Linked DNA regions of Homo sapiens: all the other regions are linked to region 1. The links are chromatin contacts, found by Hi-C or POLR2A ChIA-PET in ENCODE. All regions are on one chromosome and are shown on one strand. The core of a region is the stretch at or near the end of the contact, and the rest is flanking DNA. Distances in the headings are between cores, read along the strand shown.

Region 1 (3,356 bases), core at 460-2,959:
CTATGTCTAAATGATATTGTATGCCTGGGTGCTAAGGGCCTCTTACCATGTGCTGTTTCATATGAGGGCTAAGGGTCTGTATCCACATAATTCTATTAGGATGTTCGACTCATGTTCCTAACATGTTACATGTATGTGTATGTGTCTACTCTCCCCTTTCCTTCATTTAACTCCTTTTTCTCTATACCTAGACACTCCCTCTCTTGATCTTTCAGGGGCTCCAGCCCCCCTCCCTCCAATGCAAGGCACTCCAGCCAGGATTGGGGTCTCCTAGTATCTTAAGCAAAAATCTAGGTTTACAGAGCCTTGTATGGCTCAAGCACCCTTTCTGGGCAGTTTCTCTGCTGTGTGCCATTCCCCTCCCTCTTCAAGGTCTCTGAGTCAGTTCATCTTCTACGTGCCCCTCCCCTCCTCCTTTCACCATCTCTGGTCCAATTTTTTTGCTGTGTGCCCCTTTACTACCCTCCCCCTTTTTATCATCTGTGATCCTTTTTTTAATGCTATGTTCCTCCTCTTCCCCCTTTCCCATCTGTGGTCCAGTTTTTATGTCCGCCCCCCCTCCACCACCCTTCATCATCTCCAGTCCAGCTTCTCTGCTGTTTTGCCCTCCTCCTTCCATCCCTCTTCCACCCAGTCTAGTCCGTCTTCCGATAGGGGGATCATGCCCACCTCTGGCTCTCCTCCACCCGCTTTACCTTTTCTGTCCCTCCCCCACCTTCCCCTTTCCTGTCACGGGCTTCTGACCTACGGAGTATCGATTAGAAGGATACTGCTTTGACCCAGAAGCCTGGGATATGCTGGATGATGAGGTCTCTGCGCTCCAGGAAGGGTCTTCGCATCTGGATGAACTTGCGCTTGAGACGCAGGAAGGCTTTGCCTGCCTTGATGTTCACTGCCTCCAGATCCAGCTGAATATCCTCCAGTGCCTGCAGGATGCTCTCCATCCTCTCGGCATTTCTCTCTCTGCTTTCCCTCTTCACCTTCCTCTGCTTCCTCCTCCGCCGCCGCCGCCGCCTCCTGCTGCTCCTCATACTCTCCCGCTCATCCTCATCCTCATCCTCCACTATGATGATCGCCTCTTCCTTGCTCTTCGGGTCAACTAACCTCTGGGGCGCCCACCCCACTGCGCTACAGGTTTCTAGGGCCCCCTCTCCACCAAAACTGCTCGACTGTACAACCTGAAAATCGATTTCCAGGCTCCCCCCCGAGGCCTCAGGAGTGGGGAGTGCTTCCAGGCTCTCCGTGGGCGGGGGCGCCTCCCCATACCCCGACTCGATGGTAGAATCCCAGCCGGGACACTCAGCACCGAGCGTGAAGTATGCGCGGATCCCCCCCTCCTCGAGAATGACATAGGGAGGCGGCGGGGGCAGCGCGGGGCCCAGTCCCACCCCCCTCATATCGGCCAGCACCTGTGCCGCCTCCGTTTCCTCCTGGAGCCTCGGGCGCTGCTGGGGTGGAGGCAGCGGCAGTCGGAGGAGCGGCGGCGGCGGCGGCGGCGGGGGCGGGTCGCGCTGTGGAGACTCGGAGCTGCTCAGGCGGCGGGTCTTGGCCGGAGGCCCCTCATCTGGGCGGTCCATGGCGACCGCGTTCGTACAGCTCAGGGGACTCGCACTCGCCCCTTCGCTTTTAGCCGCGTCGCTGCCGCTAGTCGCACCGGTAAGCAGAGCTGAGGAGACTCACGCAACCAGCTCTCCTCACCACCTCGCTCTGGCGTTCCCTCCCACAGCGCCCGCTCTACTCCCTCCGCGCCAATCGCCGAAGCCCCGCCCACTCCTGACGCAGGGGTCCGCTCGGCCTGGCCATTGGCTGCCGGCCGCCGCGGCGGCGATCGCGCTCCCGCGACCCCTGCCCGCTCTCACGCAATCCGCTTGCCAACACCACACATCATCAGTTTCCGATTGGCTCCCCTCGGGCCCGCCAATCAACGGGCTGACTCCCTCAGCGACGGGAGGGAAACTGCAGGGCGATTGGCTGCGAGGAAAGCTGGGGAAGAAGCCCCTCTCCCTCACCCTCTCAGCGTTTTATCCAATGGGAAAAGTACCAGTGGTTCTGAAGACCAAAAAACGAGACGAAAAACAAACGCAGGCGCTGAGCAGGATGTGCTCACATGAAATTGGAAGAGCCTCGTTATCGTTCCCCCCGCCCCCCTCCCCTCAGCAACTACGCACTTTTAAAATCTGCCCCTTCCCCCATTTCCTTCAGCTCCTTCCCCCACCCCCGCTTCTGCCCCTTCCCCCATCCCGGGTCCTGCCCCTTCCCCCATCCCAGCTCCTGCCCCTTCTCCCACCCCCGCTTCTGCCCCTTCTCCCATCCCCCACTGCTGCCCCTTTTTCCATCCCCGCTTCTGCCCCTTCCTCCACTCCCCGTTTCTGTCCCTTCCCCCACCCCCCGTTTCTGCCCCTTCCCCCATCCCCCGCTTCGGCCCCTTCCCCCACCCCACCCCCGCTTCTGCCCCTTCACCCCCCGCTTCTGCCCCTTCCTCCCCCGCTTCTGCCCCTTCCCTCACCCCCCCTTCTGCCCCTTCCCGCATTCCCTGCTTCTGACCCCCATCCCCCAACTGTCTCTTCCCTCACCCCCACTTCTGCCCCTTCCCCTATCCCCCAACTTCTGCCCCTTCCTTCACCCCCCAACCCCACTTCTGCCCCTTCCCTCACCCTCCCGCCCTCCGCTTCTGCCCTTCCCCTATCCCCCAACTTCTGCCCCTTCCCTCACACAACCCCTGCCCCCCGCCCCCCCGCTTCTGCCTCTTTTCCTACCTTCCACTTCTGCCCCTTCCCCCACCCCCCACGTTTGCCCCCTGGGTGAACTCTGCTGTAGCTCCTCGGGGGCTCGGGCTGCCCTACCGCCTGCGCCTGCAATTTAGGCACCCAGGGTGTTTGGTTTGGGGGCCAGGTTTTGACGTGGCGTTTTCCATCTCCGCAAAATGGCTCTACAAATAATAATCACACACACAAAAAAGTAACTTCCTCTGCGTCATAAAAATGATTGTGATTCAGCTCATCTGCTAGAATTTTCTAGCACTTTCTGTCTCTTCATTTCTCCCCCTTTCCATCCTTTCCTCTCCCTTTCCCCAGTGTATGCTGTATTTTAAGATTTTTCTTTTTAAACCAGAGATGGATGGTCTTTTGTGAGGCATGGTGGTGGAGGGCTGGCTTTGGTGCTGGGATTCACATCATGGGTGTGCCCCTCATTTTGTAACCTTAACCAAATCACTGCCCCTCTCTGAGCTTCAGTTTTCTCTCCCCTAAATTAGGCATCCCTCAAGAGAGGTGTAGGTAACTGCCCATTGCAGCCTTGTCGCGGAGCAGAGAGGAGACCTAGGGATCCATCATCAGGGGAGTGGATAAGAAAAATGT
Region 2 (3,356 bases), core at 387-2,886, 5.8 Mb after region 1:
ATGTTGTATCCTTTGACCAACATCTCCCCAATTTTATTTCCCCTCGCCATATATAAATTTATATATGCTAATTTTTCAGGCATTTGAGAATAAACTGCTTACACGATGCGTTCTTATCCCTAAATTTTTCAGTATTTCCTATAAACAAGGATATTATTTTTCACAGCCACAATGATCACAATTATTAGTAGTACTAGTATCTACCCACTTTAATAAAATTTCACCGACGTTTCCATTGCCTTTTACAGTAAAAGAGACAAAAATAATCTTATGATAAAAAATTGATTTTTAAAATAATTTTTTTTTCTGTTCCAGGATCCAATCGAGGATCACATGTTGCATTTAGTTATCATGACTCGTTAAATTGCATTAATTCCTTCAATTTGGAACAGTTCTTCAGCCTTTGTCTTTCATGATCCTGACATTTTTGAAGAGTGTAGGCCGTTTATTTTAACAGGATGTCCGTCAATCTGGGCTGCGTAAATGTTTTATATAATCTTTTTAAGTCTTACGTATTTCACAATTAAAAAACGAGATGCAACTCGGCGAGAAATAAAATGAACTCAGAAGCAGTAAATTTCAAGAAGGACTGTTTAGCAAGAAATCAGTAAAACAAGCCGATTTATCAAAATTCTATTTTTTAAAAAAACGACTTTTTCTTGATTCTAAAAACAAAACAGTACCAACACAGAAAACCAATTAAACATGGAAGGCCCCTCCGGTGCTAATCACCTGCACGTTCTCTCGACTCGGGAAGGCTTCCGCCAGAATCAAAAACCACGGCGCGTCATAAACTTTGCTTATTCGCAGGCGCCATTTTCTGCCTCATAGGCACCACCTCCCCTCCACTGTCGTCCCTCGGCCTCAGAGCACGCCCCTCAGCTCACGTCACCAACCTAACCTCGTTCCCAGGCTCCAGGCTCCTCCCCCCTCCCCCACGGAGGTCCCCGCTCCCTCCCTCGGACCGTTCGGCTCCATCCCGCTCTTCTGCTGACGTCACAAAGCTCGCCTCGTTCCCAGCCGCCCCGGAGCAATCGGAAACCGCTCCTCGCCCCCAAAAGTTGCATTACGCAGCGCAGGCCGCGCCCCCGCCTTATGTAGCAGAACCCACCTTCTTCCCAGGTTCCTACGCAGTTTCACTACGCAGGCCCGGCCCCACCTCCAGGACCGAAACTGGTCTCATCACAACAAACCCCATTTTGTTCTCAGGCGTCAGACTGCACCACACAGGCCCCGCCCCTTTTCCAGACGTTGCGATTCATTCAAAGGCACTTCCCCGCCCCTTTAGCCCGCTGTCCCGCCGGCCACTCCCCCGCCCCCGCACCCCGCAGCAGCTTTCCCGCGGCCCTCGGCCGCCGAATCCCCAGCGGTTGTCAATGCCCCCACCGTTCCCTCTGCCGAGGCTCCACCGCAGCCCAGCCTCACCAGCTTTCGCCGGCCCGCAGTGGACGTTCTCGCCCACTCTCGCCGTTTTCTATCTGGCGCCACTGGCTGTCCAGGCCTGGCAGCTCCTCGTGCTGTGGCTCTCTATCCTCAGTCACCGCCGCTGCCGCCGCCACAGCCGCCGCAGCAGCAGCTGGATTTGCTGCGACCGTCGCCATCGCCGTCCGTTCTCTTCTACAGCCAACGCAGCTGTGCGAGATTGGAAGACGCCCCTCAACAGCCACTTCCGGATTCTGGTCCCGGAAACGGAAGCAGAGCCCCCCAAACAGTCGCGGGGCTACTGCCATATTGGAAATGGCCCCGTGCACAGACGCGTCGAAGGGCTAGGTGGGGTAAAATCTTCAGTGGGAACCAAGAAAGACAAAAGTGCCTTGTGGGGTCCTAACGCCCTGTAGACTTAGGGCACAGGTGGCATGGAAAGTGGAGGCTGAGGTTCCCGAGGTGGGCTAGGACTCCTACCCTGGGAGCAGTGTTTTTGTTAGCCTGATCAGAATGCCCTTCATTGTACCATCAAAACCCAATGCAAAAGAGGTTTCCACCTCCAGAGACCCACCGAGGCCTGCGGGCTGTTGTTTCTCTTCCTGAACTAGATTTATTCACTAGACAAGGTGTTGAAGACAAGTTAGCCCCAGGCCCTATGTTTGTTGGAGTCATAGCAATCATAACTAAACTAGCTGTCCGCCCAGTTTAAGTGCTTTATTGGACTAAAATAGTAGCCTCAGGCAGCAGGTACTGTCCTTGTCACCCATGGGTAACAATGGGGACGCTGAGTACCAGAAACGTCCCTCAGCTAATTAGTGGTGGAGCTGCAGTTTAGACTTGAGAAATCTGGTTTCAGAGCTGTGACCTTAAACACCAGGCCAAACATTCTCCAACCGTGTGGTCCCAGTGGTCCCAGCCTGTCTACCGGTCCAAAAATCCTCTTGGGGTTTCACAAAATGAAAACTATTTTCACAATACTTTTTCACTCTCATTCTCTCAGGGGTGTACAGTGTGATTATCCAGAGGCTTCTGAATCCAGAGGCTATATGACATAAGCAAAAACTCTTTTGAATATCTTAAACTTTTAAGAACATAAAGGAATCCCGAGACCCAAAGTTTGAGAACCCTTGGACTAGGCCAGGGTCTCTCAACCTCAGCACTGTCATTTCTTTGTTGTGGGCATTGCAGGATATGTAGCAGCATCCCTGGCCTCTACCTACTAGATACCAAGTAGTACCCCTCAGGACAACCAAGTATCTCCAGACATTACCAAATGTCCTTTGGGGGAAAAATGTCTCTGGTTGAGAACCACTGCTCTAGGCTATGCTATTCTTTCCTCTGCTGGGGCTGCCAGCCCCGTTGATGATGACTTTAATTTCGAACCTCCCTTCCCCCTCACAATTTCATAATTTACCTATTTTCAGTTAATCTCTGCGGGGCAGGGATTGTGTCTTTATTACTGTGATTCCAGCCCCCAGCCCAGACCTGGCATAGATGAGGGGTCACAAACTCAGTTGTGTAAGCTCTGGGTGAGGAAAGGGAGCAGGCCTTTCACTTAAGGGTCCCCAAAGAAAGTGGCATTTGAGTTGAGTCAGACACATGGCAGATAGCTGCTCTTCAAGCCCAGTTGAATCTTGTCAGATTCTCTGAATTGATTCTCCCCATTGCCCCTCTGCAGACTCCCCCTCCCCATTTATCTGGGCAGCCAGGTAAATCCAAGAGACCTCCTTTCCCAGCCCTAGACCGTTTTTTTTTTTCCACCTTCCAGAGGCCAACCTCTGCCCACACCAGTGACCCTACCACTTCCCAGAGCAGTTGGGTGAGTTCTAGACCTTTTAAATCCAGCCTGGCAATCCTGTCCCCCTTTGCAAGGCCCTCCTTTTCCCATCCTCCCTTGCTGCCAGAAGTGGCCATGTCATCTGATTCTAGCC
Region 3 (3,356 bases), core at 400-2,899, 5.4 Mb after region 1:
ATATGAGTGTTCACTGTCAACTTTTCTGTAGGTTTGAAATGTAAAAATAAAGTTGGAAATACATTTTTAAGTAAAAAATTCTTTTTTGTGAAATATAAGTTAATAGACTTACACAGACTCATCTCCAGCCCATCAGAATTGTGTTCTCTGTTAAATAAATATGTGTCTTCTTTTCTCTCTTTTCACAGGAAAGTGGTATAGATTAACTAGATAATATTTTTCTACCTAGTATCTATTCCAATCACACTCAATGTAATTTAAACTATATGTAACATGAGATTTACAGACCAAAAAAACTAATCTCAATGTTTTCATTTTACAATTATCTCGTTCTAAGGGCAAAGAAAAGCTTAACTTGGCCAGGTGTGCTGGCTCATGCCTATAATCTCGGCATTTTGGGAGGCCGAGGTGGGCAAATCACTTAAGCCTAGGAGTTTGAGACCAGCCTGGGCAACATAGTGAGACTCTGTCTCTACAAAAACTTTTTTAAAAATTAGATGGGCGTGGTGGTGTATGCCAGTAGTCCCAGGTACTCCAGAGGCTGAAGCGGGAGGATCACTTGAGCCTGGGAGGTTGAGGCTGCAATGAGTCATGATCATACCACTGCACTCCAGCCTAGGGGACACAGACCCTGTCTAAAAAAGAAAAAAAAGAAAGAAAGAGAGAGAGAGAGAAAGAAAGAGAGAGAGAGAGAAAAGAAAGGAAGGAAGGAAGGAAGGAAGGGCTTAACTTGCTTGGGTTTTGAGCATTTGAAAAAAAAAACTTGCTTTTACATATGAAACACAAATTATCTGGGAAGACTTCCTTGGTAGGGGTGGGTGCTCTAGGCTCTACAGATGGAAATAGCATTTGGGGATTCATCCCATGGTCTGGATTCTTCTCCAGGCAAAGGCCCATTCTTGCTGGGTTATAAGTTCTTGTTTGAAAATCTAACCTGAAAAATAAATTCACTCAGTCACTCTAGTGCATAAGAATAAATTCACAAAAACCTTACCATTTAAATAAAAACATGGGAACTATGCCTAACTACAAGATGGCCAATCTTCGGCAGAGGACTTCAGCCACCCTCTCCATTTGACTATCAAACGAGGTGATTAGACAGAGAGTGTTGTCAATTTCCACTTGAGCCTCACTTATGGGTTGCGAGTGCAGAGCTGGAGTTATCAAAGATGAATTTTAGAAAACCTGTCTCTGTTTAAAACCTTTTAAATGCTTATACTCAGTCCCATTGCCAGGAGTGAAATCCAAACCTCCCGTGTGAAAAATCAATATCCAGGCCGACAGATCACACGGGATCTTCCTTATAGACCAGAACCATAGTCAATTTTTAGGTCCTTTTAAATATTAAACTCTTCACTTCCTCTACCTCCACCTGTGCGTCGCGCCTACCTTAGAACCCGCCAAATCCCATTAAATCCCACCCCCACCAGCCACACACGGTCTCCATAGGCTCCAGGCGCCGCTTTTGCAGTCCCCCATTGGCCGGTTTATTGCCAGACGGCCCCTGCTCGCACGCCCTAGTCTTCTTTGATCTCCTCGGATTCCGTGAAGCCCTGCCCTTCTCTTCTCCCCTTTGGCCCGTCTTCTTCCACTCAGGCCCGCCCCTCCCCAACTGGCTATTTGGTTGGCCAGCGCGCTTGCCACTTACGTCATTCACCCGCGCCACCCGGAAGCCGCGGTTCCTACCAACCGTTCTTATTGCTGGCGGCCTGAGGTAAAGGCCGCGCTTGGGTGTCCCTGGGTGGTCGGGTCCCCGAGTTGGGAGGGGCGGAAGGCTGAACCTCCAGCTTGAGCCGGACAAGCCGATTCCCAGCGTTGAGAGGGTAGAGATGAACTGTGTGTGAGGCCAAACTGGATCGGTCAACATGGTCTTCCCCCTCCCCACTCCCCAGGAGCCCATCATGGCGACGCCCCCTAAGCGGCGGGCGGTGGAGGCCACGGGGGAGAAAGTGCTGCGCTACGAGACCTTCATCAGTGACGTGCTGCAGCGGGACTTGCGGTGAGTGACAGTGCGGGGGGCGGGGCGTTTGGAACATTCCACGTGGTGGGTGGGGCGTTCAAAGTTAGGGCCAACCCTTTGAATTGGCGGGCGAGGCGTTCAGAGTCCGGCCCCGCGCTCCTTGGAGCGAGAAGTGGGGACGACATCCGGGGTGCAGTTTGGCTGGGACGTGGCGTTCATAGCAGGGGCGTGTCAGCGCATGCGCGGCCTCCGATGTTTAACAGATTAAGGCTTGTTTTCTGGAGCCACAGTTCTCGGGTTCGAATCCTGGCTCGGCCATTCTTCATCCTTGTGAATACGTCCTACCTCGCCTTTCTGTGCCCTATAAACTTTACTCTTCTGTGAAATGGGGAGTTTTCTGGAACCTTCCCCATGCAGTGGTTTTGAGTTTTTGATGTGTCCCATCTTTGTCAAGAATTTAGCATGGATGCCTGAAACATAGTAGAGGTTCAATGAGTATGAAGAAATATTATTGCAATCTTTGTTAATCTAAGCAGGAAATAAGGTGTTCAGAACTAGGCCTATGAGCATCCTAAAAGGGATGGAGGATTTTTCTAGGGTGAGGATGGGACATTATGATTGGAGTTCAGTATTGGGAGTATAATAATAGTAATTATAACTAACATGTATATAGAGAGTTTACCATTTGATAAGCATTATTCTAGATGCTTTGTAGTAAACGCTCATTTAATCCTAATGACTCTACAAGGTAATACTGTCATCTGTATTTTATAAATGGGGAAACTGAGTCCCAAACAGGTTATTTACTTGCCAAAGTCACACATCTATAAAGGATAGAGCCCAGATCCAAACCCAGGCAGTCTGACCCAGAGCCGAAAATTAACTTATGCACTAAAAAGCCTTTTCAGTGTATGGTGACATGAGAGTCTCAGAGGGTCATGATATGAGGTATACTAGGAGGAATGGGGCTGCCTATTGGTCACCATTGTACTTTCGTCCCATCAGAAAGGTGCTGGACCATCGAGACAAGGTATATGAGCAGCTGGCCAAATACCTTCAACTGAGAAATGTCATTGAGCGACTCCAGGTAAAGACTATGGGATTGGGTACCATTTTTTTGGTATGTGTGGGCAAGGGAGGGAAATGGGAAGAGAGACTCCAGACCCAACCCTGTCACCTGACCTAAGAGTTCACCACTGACCCCTACCTCTTTTTCCCTGGCCCCACAGGAAGCTAAGCACTCGGAGTTATATATGCAGGTGGATTTGGGCTGTAACTTCTTCGTTGACACAGTGGTGTGAGTGTCTACCCGCCCCTCTGAGCCCACAGGGTTCAGCTTACCCCTTCCCTCATGCAACTTATATTTTTTTGAGTATCTTCTATGTACCAGGCACTA
Region 4 (3,356 bases), core at 252-2,751, 5.0 Mb after region 1:
TGCATCCCTCAGATCTTTACACTGACTGCAGGCCTCAGTTGAGTCCTCTCCATCTATGATCCTTTGGTATGTACAGAAAATCAAGGCTGTACTAACTTTTTAGCTACTTGTGCCCCTTCTCCTGTATCCACCAACCCCAATCCTCAGTTAACATTTATTTTTATAGAGATGGAGTCTCACTATGTTGCCCAGACTGGTCTTGATCTCCTGGGCTCACATGATCCTCCCGCCTCAGCCTCCCAAAGTCCTGGGATTACAGGTGTCAGCCACTGTGCCCGGCCCTCAGTTAACATTTTTTTCTTATTTTTATTTTTTGAGACAGAGTTTTGTCTCTCCCCCAGGTTGGAGTGCAGTGTCACAGTCTTGGCCCACTGCAACCTCCACCTCCCAGGTTCAAGCGATTCTCATGCCTCAGCCTCCCAAGCAGCTGAGACTACAGGCATGTGCCACCACATCTGGCTAAATTTTGTATTTTTAGTAGAGATAGGGTTTTGCCATGTTGGCCAGGCTGGTCTCTAACTCCTGGCCTCAAGTGATCCTCCCGCCTTGGCCTCCCAAAGTTCTGAGATTGCAAGTGTTAGCCACTGTGCCCAGCCCTCAGTTAACATTTTTATCATGAATGCCATTTGGTTTGACTTTGAAGTCAGACCTTGATTAATTCTTCCACCATCATTACCCCTTTGGTATAGGCTGTGAATTCCGGGGCTCTGTTAACCACATCACGTGACTTTAATGGGTCTCTGGTCTTGGCTCAGATTTGGGTCTAAGTTAACCTTCCATTTAAGGCCTCTCTGAAATAACTTTGGAATTGGGTTACTATTGCACCACCAGTGCCCCTCTGATTTGATCTTCAAGCAGGATATTTGTTAATGTTTTCTCCATCCATACACCCTGATAGAGGTCTTGAATCCTAGGACTTTCTTAACTATTGTAACCATCAGAGTTCCCGTTTTGTATCGAACATGAACCTTTGTTAACTCTGCAATCCTGTTCCGGGCTGACTTCCAATCCAGCCCTTTGTTAAGTCGTCTAAAACCAATGTCCCTTAGGTTTTACCTCGAACCTCTGACTCTATGAACTCTTTTAGTTTTGATACGGGCTGCAAAAGGCCATATAAGCCTACTTGAACTAGGGCAGGCAGAAGTCCAGGCTGTAAATGACAGGTGAAGGTGGGCCCTTCCGTGTTCAAAGGAGCCAATGGAGGACCGGTGGGCAGTGAGTGACAGATGGGGGCGGGTCCTGACGCCAAGCAGGAACAATAGGAAGGCGGCAGGGCGCCGAGGCCAGGTGGGGAGAAGTGGGCGGGTATGTGTGAGCCCCCTGAAAGGCTGCATGATGTCAAAGGTCTCTTCCCTTTCTCCAGACGTTTTAGGAATTCGCTTCTGCGGAGGAATCTCCCGGGGGGTGCTCTGTCCAGCCTTCCCACTTTCCCCGTTTCCCACCCTGCCATGTCGCCACGCCTTTGCTCAGGCCGTGCCTCTTCTGGTGGCCGGGAACGCCCACTCACCCGGACAAGTCGCGGCCCTTCCAAGCCTCACACTGCTTTCGTAGGATCAATTCCGAATACCCAAACTCGGAGATATCACGAGGACTCCCCCGGGCCCCCAAACGCACCTCTCCTCTGGCTGGAATGGGAGCCTCCAGAAGCAGTGCGAGACCACGGCCAGCGACAGAGGTCCTGGCGCTGGCGGAATGACGCCATTTTTGTTACTGGTAGAGCTCGGCTTCGTGGCTGTTTCGGAGCCACCGAAAGATAAGCTCCCTCGTCACCCTGACATCTCTCCGGGAAGACTGGAAGGGAAATGGCCTTTCGGGGGATGTTGAACGCATTTGGGCAGGCGGGGAGCCAAGCCCGGCTTGAGAGCAGAGCCGGGGTGAGGGGCCTGGCTGAGTGCTGCGGGTCTATGTGATCAGTGACGGATGGAGACAAGTGGAGGGCCTGAGGAGGGGATTGAGTGACGTGGAGAACAGTGATAGGGGAGCCTGTGGGACCAGGGGTAACAGTATGTGGGTTATGCAAATGGGAGTTTGTGGGGTGATGGGGGATCTGTGCGGTGTTTGATGATGTCTGTAAGGGTGAGTGATGGGGCTTCTATGGGATGGGTGAAGGGAGTCTGGGGTGAGTGATGGGTGGTCTGTAGGGTGAGGGATGCTGATCCGTGGGGTGAGTGGATAGGGGGATCTGGGGTGAGGGATGAGGGTCTATGAGGACAAGAATGGGAGTGTGTGTGGGGTCAGTGTTGACATTCTGTGGGGTCCATGATGGGTGGCTTTTTCAGATCAATCATATGTGCATGAATGAACAAAAATCTCTGCTCCTGTGGTGTCCACATTCCGATGGAGAAGTCCAACTTGGTGGTTTGATTTGTATTTCCCTCATGACCAATAAGTTTGAGCACATTTTCTTATATGGATTCATCACTTGGAGATCTTCTTTTGTGAGGGGCCTGTCTTTTGTTCATTTTTCTGTTGGACTCTCTGCCCTTTTCTTAATGATTTGTAGGAATTTTTTTTTTTTTTTTTTTTTTTAGACGAAGTCTCACTCTGTCGCCCAGGCTGGAGTGCAGTGGAGAAATCATGGTTCACTGCAACCTCCACCTCCTGGGTTCTAGCAATTATCCTACCTCAGCCTCCCGAGTAGCTGGAATTACAGGCGCCTGCCACCACGCCTGGCTGATTTTTTTGTATTTGTAGTAGAGACAGGGTTTCGCCATGTTGGCCAGGCTGGTCCCGAACTCTTGACCTCAGGTGATACACCCACCTCGGCCTCCCAAAGTGCTGGGATTACAGGTGTGAGCCACCGTGCCCGGCCAGGAATTGTTTTTATATATTCTGATACCACTCCTTTAGTAGTGGTATGTGTTTTGCAAATATCTCCTTCCAGCTTTTGGCTTCTCTTTTCATTTTATGGCTTTAAATATGAAGATTTTCAGTTAATTTTGAACTGTAAAGCACATTCTTCAGTTAAAAAGCAGACAATATCGGCTGGGCGTGGTGGCTCACACCTATAATCCCAGCACTTTGGGAGGCCGAGGCGGCCGGATCACGAGGTCAGGAAATCGAGACCATCCTGGCTAACACGGTGAAACCCCGTCTCTACTAAAATTACAAAAAAATTAGCTGGGCGTGGTGGCGGGCTCCTGTAGTCCCAGCTACTGGGGAGGCTGAGGCAGGAGAATGGAGTGAACCAGGGAGGCGGAGCTTGCAGTGAGCCGAGATCGCGCCACTGCACTCCAGCCTGGGCGACAGAGCGAGACTCCATCTCAAAAACAAAAAACAAAAAACAAAAAAAAAAAAAACAGACAATGTCCTGTGGAATTTAGGAGGATAACTAATTTTTTAGGGCATCCAGAAGC

The links. Hi-C counts contacts between places; a loop is a spot of excess contacts on that map. ChIA-PET counts read pairs that join two places held with the same protein, here RNA polymerase II (POLR2A). Pooled maps may share reads with other maps.
Region 2: a loop to region 1 is called in a map of B cell, with 31 times the contacts of the local background. The contact joins the promoter of USP11 here to the promoter of TSPYL2 in region 1. A Hi-C loop is called at or near these places in 1 of 168 maps with a recorded cell type or tissue (B cell) and 5 of 50 pooled maps. POLR2A ChIA-PET finds 5 or more read pairs at or near these places in 1 of 52 experiments (activated CD4-positive, alpha-beta T cell).
Region 3: a map of ascending aorta shows a loop between it and region 1 (7-fold over the local background). The contact joins the promoter of UXT here to the promoter of TSPYL2 in region 1. A Hi-C loop is called at or near these places in 1 of 168 maps with a recorded cell type or tissue (ascending aorta) and 14 of 50 pooled maps. POLR2A ChIA-PET finds 5 or more read pairs at or near these places in 1 of 52 experiments (T-cell).
Region 4: a loop to region 1 is called in a pooled map, with 7 times the contacts of the local background. The contact joins the promoter of ZNF630 here to the promoter of TSPYL2 in region 1. A Hi-C loop is called at or near these places in 2 of 50 pooled maps.

The regions. Positions count from the first base shown.
Region 1 is chrX:53,080,720-53,084,075 of GRCh38, reverse strand. It overlaps TSPYL2 (TSPY like 2), which reads right to left and starts at 1,709. Exons shown (of 7, transcript NM_022117.4): 1 at 771-1,709. The coding sequence starts at 1,577. RefSeq lists silencers at 1,335-1,384, 1,415-1,464, 1,735-1,844.
Region 2 is chrX:47,231,289-47,234,644 of GRCh38, reverse strand. It overlaps USP11 (ubiquitin specific peptidase 11), which reads right to left and starts at 1,636. Exons shown (of 21, transcript NM_001371072.1): 1 at 1,426-1,636. The coding sequence starts at 1,601. RefSeq lists enhancers at 698-1,281, 1,707-1,756 and a cis regulatory region at 759-1,981.
Region 3 is chrX:47,657,473-47,660,828 of GRCh38, reverse strand. It overlaps UXT (ubiquitously expressed prefoldin like chaperone), which reads left to right and starts at 1,649. Exons shown (of 7, transcript NM_004182.4): 1 at 1,649-1,714; 2 at 1,893-1,999; 3 at 2,966-3,047; 4 at 3,190-3,257. The coding sequence starts at 1,902. UXT-AS1 (UXT antisense RNA 1) reads right to left here and starts at 1,996. Exons shown (of 2, transcript NR_028119.1): 1 at 1,649-1,996; 2 at 718-934. RefSeq lists silencers at 1,380-1,719, 1,998-2,077 and enhancers at 1,300-1,801, 1,558-1,817, 1,802-2,305.
Region 4 is chrX:48,069,785-48,073,140 of GRCh38, reverse strand. ZNF630 (zinc finger protein 630) reads left to right here and starts at 1,501. Exons shown (of 5, transcript NM_001282201.2): 1 at 1,501-1,874. RefSeq lists a silencer at 1,163-1,359 and an enhancer at 1,271-1,530.